Regions from separate parts of the Homo sapiens genome. Here region 1 is linked to region 2. A link is an interaction called in ENCODE POLR2A ChIA-PET data of the cell type or tissue named here. Cell type or tissue: PC-3. All regions are shown on one strand. Each heading gives the region's core, and the rest is flanking DNA. Links, peaks and the distances in the headings are about the cores only. Region 1 has its middle 460 kb from the start of CCDC91. Region 2 has its middle 2.8 kb from the start of PTHLH.

Region 1 (2,918 bases), core at 230-2,729, 680 kb after region 2:
TTTGGGGTTTTTCATGATTCCATACAAATGTTAATATTGCTTTTTCTATTTCTATGAAAAATGTCATTGAAATTTTGATAGAGATTGTGTTGACTTTGTAGATCATTTTGGGTAATACAGACATTTAAATTGTTTAAATATTTCAATTTTTCCAATCTATGAACATTGAATATCTTTCCATTTATTTGTATCTTCTTTAATTTTTTTCATCAATGTTTTGCCTTTTCTGTATAGGTCTTTCAAGTTCTTGGTTAAACTTATTCCTAAGTATTTTAATTTTTTTGTAGCTACTGTAAATGGGATGTTTTTAAAATAATTTATTTTTAGAAGAGTTTGTTTTTAATATATAAAAACACTGCATATTTTCTATATTAATTTTATATTCTGCAACTTCATTGATTTACTAGTCCTTTTAGTTTTTTGGTGGTATTTTAGGGTTTTCTACATATATGACTATATTACCTGCAAACAGGGACAATTTAATTTTTTGTTTTTCCAATTTGGATTCCTTTTATTTGTCTTCCTTGCCTAGTTGTTCTGGCTAGGATTTCTAGTACTGTGTTGAATAGAAGTGGCGAGAATGAGATTCTTGTTTGTTTCTTATCTGAGAGGAAAAGTGTTTAGCTTTTCACCATTGAGTATGATGTCAGATGTGGTTTTGCAATATATGGCCTTTATTTTGTTGAAGTACTTTCATTCCATAACTGATTTGTTGAGAGCTTTTATTATGAAAAGATGTTGAATTTTGTCAACTGCTTTTTCTGCATCTATTGAGATGACAGTACATTTTTTGTCCTTTATTCTATTAGTGTGATTATCACATTTATAGACTTTCATATGTTAAAATATCCTTGCATCCCTAGGATAACTCCCATTTTATCATGGTGAATGATACTTTTAATGTGTACTGAATTCAATTTGCTAGAATTTTGTTGAAAATTTTTTCATGAATGTTCATCAGATATATTGGCCTATTATTATTATTATTTTTATCCTGTAGTGTTCTTGCCTGGATTTAGTAACAGGGTGATGATGGCCTTAGAAAATGAGTGTGGAAATATTCCTTCTCCCTCAATATTGTGAAAAAATTTGAGAAGGATTGATATTATTTCTTTAAATGTGTGGTAGAACTCAGAAGTGAAACCATCAGATCCTGGACTTTTCCTTAATGGAAGATTTTTTTTTGTTTCTTAAATTGCTCGTTCAATCTCCTTACTCCTTACTGGTCTGTTCGGATTTTCAGTTTACTTAAGATTCGGTTTTGGTAAGTTGTGTGTGTCTAAGAATTTATTCATTTCTTCTAGACAATCAAATTTCTTAGTGTATAATTTTTTTTAACAGTTTCTTATGATCCTCTGTAAGTCTGTGGTATCAGTTGTAATAGCTCCTCTTGAAATTCTCATTTTCTTTATTTGATATTGTTGTCTTTCGTACCAGGCTAGCTAAAGTTTGGTCAATTTTGTTTATCTGTTCAAAAAAGCAACTCTTACTTTCTTTGATTTTTTCTATTCTTTTTCTATTTTCTATTTCATTTATTGCTGCTTAGTTATTGATTTTTCTTCCACTAACTTTAAGCTCAGTTTGTTATCTCAATTTCTAGTTCCCTTGAAGCGTGAAACTAGGTTGTTTATTTAAGATTTTTATTCTTTTTTGATGTAGGCATTTATTGCTATAAACTTTCCACTTAGAACTGCCTTTGATTCATCTCATAAATTTTGGTACGTTGTGCTTCCATTTTTGTTTGTCTTAAGATATTTTAAATTTTCTCTTTTAATTTCTCATTTGACTCATTGGCTATTCAAGAACTTGTTTAATTACCATGTATTTGAATATATTCTAAAATTTTTTATTTGTGATTAGGTGATTTTCTCTAGTGGTATGCTTTGATTTCTTACTTTATATCTTTAGTGTATCTACCATAGGTTTTTGCTTTGTGGTTACCATAAGGCTTATAGAAAACACCTTACAGTTATAACAGGCTATTTTAAGCCGATAACAGCTTAACTTTGCATACAAAATTTATACTTTTAGGACAGGTGTGGTGGCTCACACCTGTAATCCTAGCACTTTAGGGAGGGTGAGGCTGGCGGGTCACTTGAGCCCAAAAGTCCAAGACCAGACTGGGAAACATGGCAAAACCCTGTCTCTACAGAAAATACAAAAACTTAGCCAGCTATGATCACAGCAGTGCACTCAAGCCTGAGCAACAGAGTGAGAAGAGACCCTGTCTCAAGAGAAAAAAATTATATTATTCCTCCACCCCCACCACATTTAAAATTTTTTGTCACAGTTTGCATTTTTTATTGTCTTCCTTAACAAAATAATGTAGCTTTTATTATTTTAATAATTTTGTCTTTTAACCTTCATATTAAACATATAAAAGATATATACATGCCCGGGCATGGTGGCTTATGCCTGTAATCCCAGCACTTTGGGAGGCCGAGGCAGATGGATCTTGAGGTCAAGAGATCGAGACCACCCTGGCCAACATGGTGAAACCCCATCTCTACTAAAAATACAAAAATTAGCTGGGCTTGGTGGCATGCACCTGTAGTCCCAGCTACTCGGGAGGTTGAGGCAGGAGAATCACTTGAACCCAGGAGGCAGAGGTTGCAGCAAGCTGAGATCGCACCACTGCACTCCAGCCTGGTGACAAAGTGAGACTCTGTCTAAAACAAAATAATAATAAAAAATAAACAAAAATATATACACCACCATTACAGTATTACAGTTACTTTTTGAATTTTATTTTACTTTAAGTTCTGGGATACATGTGCAGAACGTGCAGGTTTGTTACATAGGTATATGCATGCCATGGTGGTTTTTTGCACCTATTGACCCATCCTCTCAGTTCCCTCCCCTTACTCCCCATCCCCCAACAGGCCCTGGTGTGTGTGTGTTGTTCCCTCCCTGTGTCC
Region 2 (2,918 bases), core at 91-2,590:
GTGTGTGTGTGTGTGTGAGAGAGAGAGAGAGAGAGAGAGAGAGAGAATATGAATGTGCAGTGTCCCAGTCCTGATCTCCTGGACTGGTGCCAGCCAGCCAGATGCCTGCCCTTGGCTGGCCAAGTTTTTGGCTCCTGAAAGTAGGCAGCTCTGGACTTGTACGAGGCCACAGAGAGAGTTCCAAGCCCCACCTGGCTCAGGCGACAACCTCTCAACCTGAAGTCAATCTCCGGTGGCATCACAGGGCCCTCCTGGCAGCAGCCCAGTTCCCCACATGAACCGAATGGTCCTTTCTTAAATTTTGAGCCGGGGGCTGCCTAAAAGGGGCTGCCCCCGCAAGCATTTTACCTCCCTAACACCATTCTCTGCCCGTGCCACGCTGGCCTCGAAGTCCCTTCCCAGGGCAGCACCCGGACTGAGATGTCTAAACTCTCCGGCAGGAAGGATACCTATCCAGACACCCGCACTGGATGTCCTGTCTGTTTGGCTTTGAGCTGGTCATTACGGTGTCTTTGGATCCTGCCTAACTTTTCTGTAATTTTTATCAGAAATAAGGCTTCAGGAGAGCAAACGTTGAGTTATGCGCTCCTTCTCTGGAGTCTCCTGCCCTGGTGTTTGCGCTCCCACTGCAGCAAGGGAGGCCTGAGTCTCTTAGGGCAGGGGTCCAGGGTCTTGGGAGAGGCCTTAGGGCAAGGGGGATGATCTTTTTCAGCCTCCCCTCCCCTCCTCCCACCCAGCGTCCTCATCCCCACCGCCTGCGATAGACTTGGGTCGCCCATTAGGAAGCTGATCCGCAGGGACGGGGCAGGCTTGGCTCCTGGGGATCTTAGGCTCCATGGGAACTTCGGGGGTCTCGGGGCCCGTGAGCGGATCTAGCTACTACTTCCCCTAGGTTCTCCTCGGGCTTCAGTCCCTAAGAGTCTGGACTCCGGACTGCCGCACAGAATCCTTCTTGCCCGGAGCGGTATTATTGAGGTCTTTGCGTTCTGCCCCGCCCTGTCCCGCCGGCTTGGGTGCTTGGTTTCTAACCCGAGTATACTCGGAGTCTCTGGTCCTGCGCGCCCCCCTCCTCCCGGGAGAGCCCCGTATCTGGCTGCGGGTAAGGGAAAACTTCGGGAACCCCGAGACCCAAGGACAGGGTCGGAGGGAGCGCGCGAACTTCCTCTGAGCAGGGCTCTTCCTCCCCTCCCCTCTCCCTCCAGGTCAATTTATGACTCAAACATGAGATAAGCCCTAGGCAGACGGTGACGCTGACTTCCCCGTGGGGGCGCGGGGAGAGAAGGATGAGGCAGACGTACCCCCTCCCTGGCCTGGCCCTGTCCGGGGCCGCGTCGGGGTGTGGAGGGGCGACTCCCTTCCTCCGGGAGCCCCGACTCGCTCTCTCCCAGCGCGCCTCCCCTGCGCCCGTAAAGCTCGGCCCTGCCGGAGCCCCGGGACCCGTCTGTTTTATTTCACTTAAAGCGATCTGCAAAGTCAAGGCCGGGTGAGGTGCGGCGCGGGAGAGGAGAGGATATGAACGGACGTGGAACGAAGTTCTGTCTGCCAACTCCCTCCGTCTGATTCTTGGAATCCGGTGGCATCTTAAAGGACGGAATTGAGGGCAAGGAGAAGATTATTAATCCCCGAAGCCCGCTCTGTCTATATATAACTGCTCAGTGGTTACAGTTGGCGATCGCAGGGTGGGGGTTGGGGGTGTAGACCGTGGGCCATGGAACACGTGGCATCTCTCCAGGGCATAAAAATCAATCTAGCTGGTGGCTCCTATGGAGTTTGTAAATTGCGCAGAGCTGGCTGGGGGAAGCCAGTGAGCTGTCCATGGTGGTTAAGGCTCGTTGATGTGCGTCCTCGGGCTGTCCTGGTGAGGCACAGACCCCCCTACCCCAGGGGCCGCAACGCCCCAGAGCCCCAGCCTGCCAGCGATCCAGCCGGTGTGCGCCCGACACGAGGCTGGACGTGTGTTTGCACAACTCCAGGACGCGCTCTTGCACAGAGGCCGAATTCCAGAGATAGACGGAAAAATCTCCCGATTCCAAATTGTGGGTTTCCTTTTAGTTCCTTCCTGAACGTGTCTTTCCCCACTCAGGCAACGTTTCACATGCTTTAAGAAACGTCCATCCATTTTAGTAGCCTCTCTCCTTTTCCTTTGCTAAGGTTCTGTTCTCTAAAGAGAGAGAAGCAAGTTGATGATCTTGTTAGGCTTCTGTTTGTTAAAAGCATCCACCAGCATTTGCACCATGTGGGATGTCCCCAACACCTGCTTTCATTGAGTGGGGAAACTGCTGCCAGGAGATTGTCCGGTATCTCAGGAAAATTGGACAGTTTCTTCTCTAGGAGTGGTGAAGCCCTTTGTAGCATATTGTTCAGTGGGGCGACTTCATTAATCACCATTGTCCTGAGCAGTGTGTCTGATCGCCACTCCTAGCAAAGGAGAAAACAAATGCTATGGGAGTTTCCTTGTAGGTACAGTTTTGCCCAGTTCTTGTGACATATTCTTATGAAAAAACATTTACAAAGGTAAGCTTCTATACATGTTTAAGGCAATTAAATTATCTCCACATTTTACTTTTTTGTCTCTTAATTTATCCTGGCAATTTTCTCCTTACTTAACTTGGATAGAGATCTCATCTTCAACTGAATAACGAATTACCTCAAATACTACAAAAGACTGCAAAATATTATAAACATTTATAACTCATTTGTATTACACACCTTTATTTATGGGAATATATTTAATAAACATCCAACACATAAGAGAATCTTTTACTTATTTCTGTACAAGATATCAGATTGCTGCTTTTACCCTTCCTTCTAATTGTGGTGTGGCAAATTAACAAAAGGGTGTGTGTGGGCGTACTTATAAATAACTTTTAGAATATTTGACATTCAATAGAAAATATTAGGATTCAATAATTTTTAAT

Evidence for each region. Peaks named below come from ENCODE experiments on the same cell type or tissue, not always from the same donor. Only the 100,000 strongest peaks of a DNase experiment are listed, where the experiment ranks them.
Region 1: POLR2A ChIA-PET joins it to region 2 with 5 read pairs; 1 of 35 experiments calls an interaction of 5 or more read pairs at or near these places.

The regions. Positions count from the first base shown.
Region 1 is chr12:28,651,763-28,654,680 of GRCh38, forward strand. No RefSeq gene overlaps it. Among named protein-coding and RNA genes, the nearest start is that of CCDC91, 460 kb to the left of the region's middle. In PC-3, for the core only: no CTCF peak of the experiment used is centred there; no DNase peak of the experiment used is centred there; H3K4me3 peaks cover 1,353 bases.
Region 2 is chr12:27,974,113-27,977,030 of GRCh38, forward strand. No RefSeq gene overlaps it. Among named protein-coding and RNA genes, the nearest start is that of PTHLH, 2.8 kb to the left of the region's middle. RefSeq lists enhancers at 1,005-1,693, 1,694-2,382. In PC-3, for the core only: no CTCF peak of the experiment used is centred there; DNase peaks (open chromatin) are centred at 1,229, 1,509 and 1,649; H3K4me3 peaks cover 1,979 bases; H3K27ac peaks cover 2,500 bases.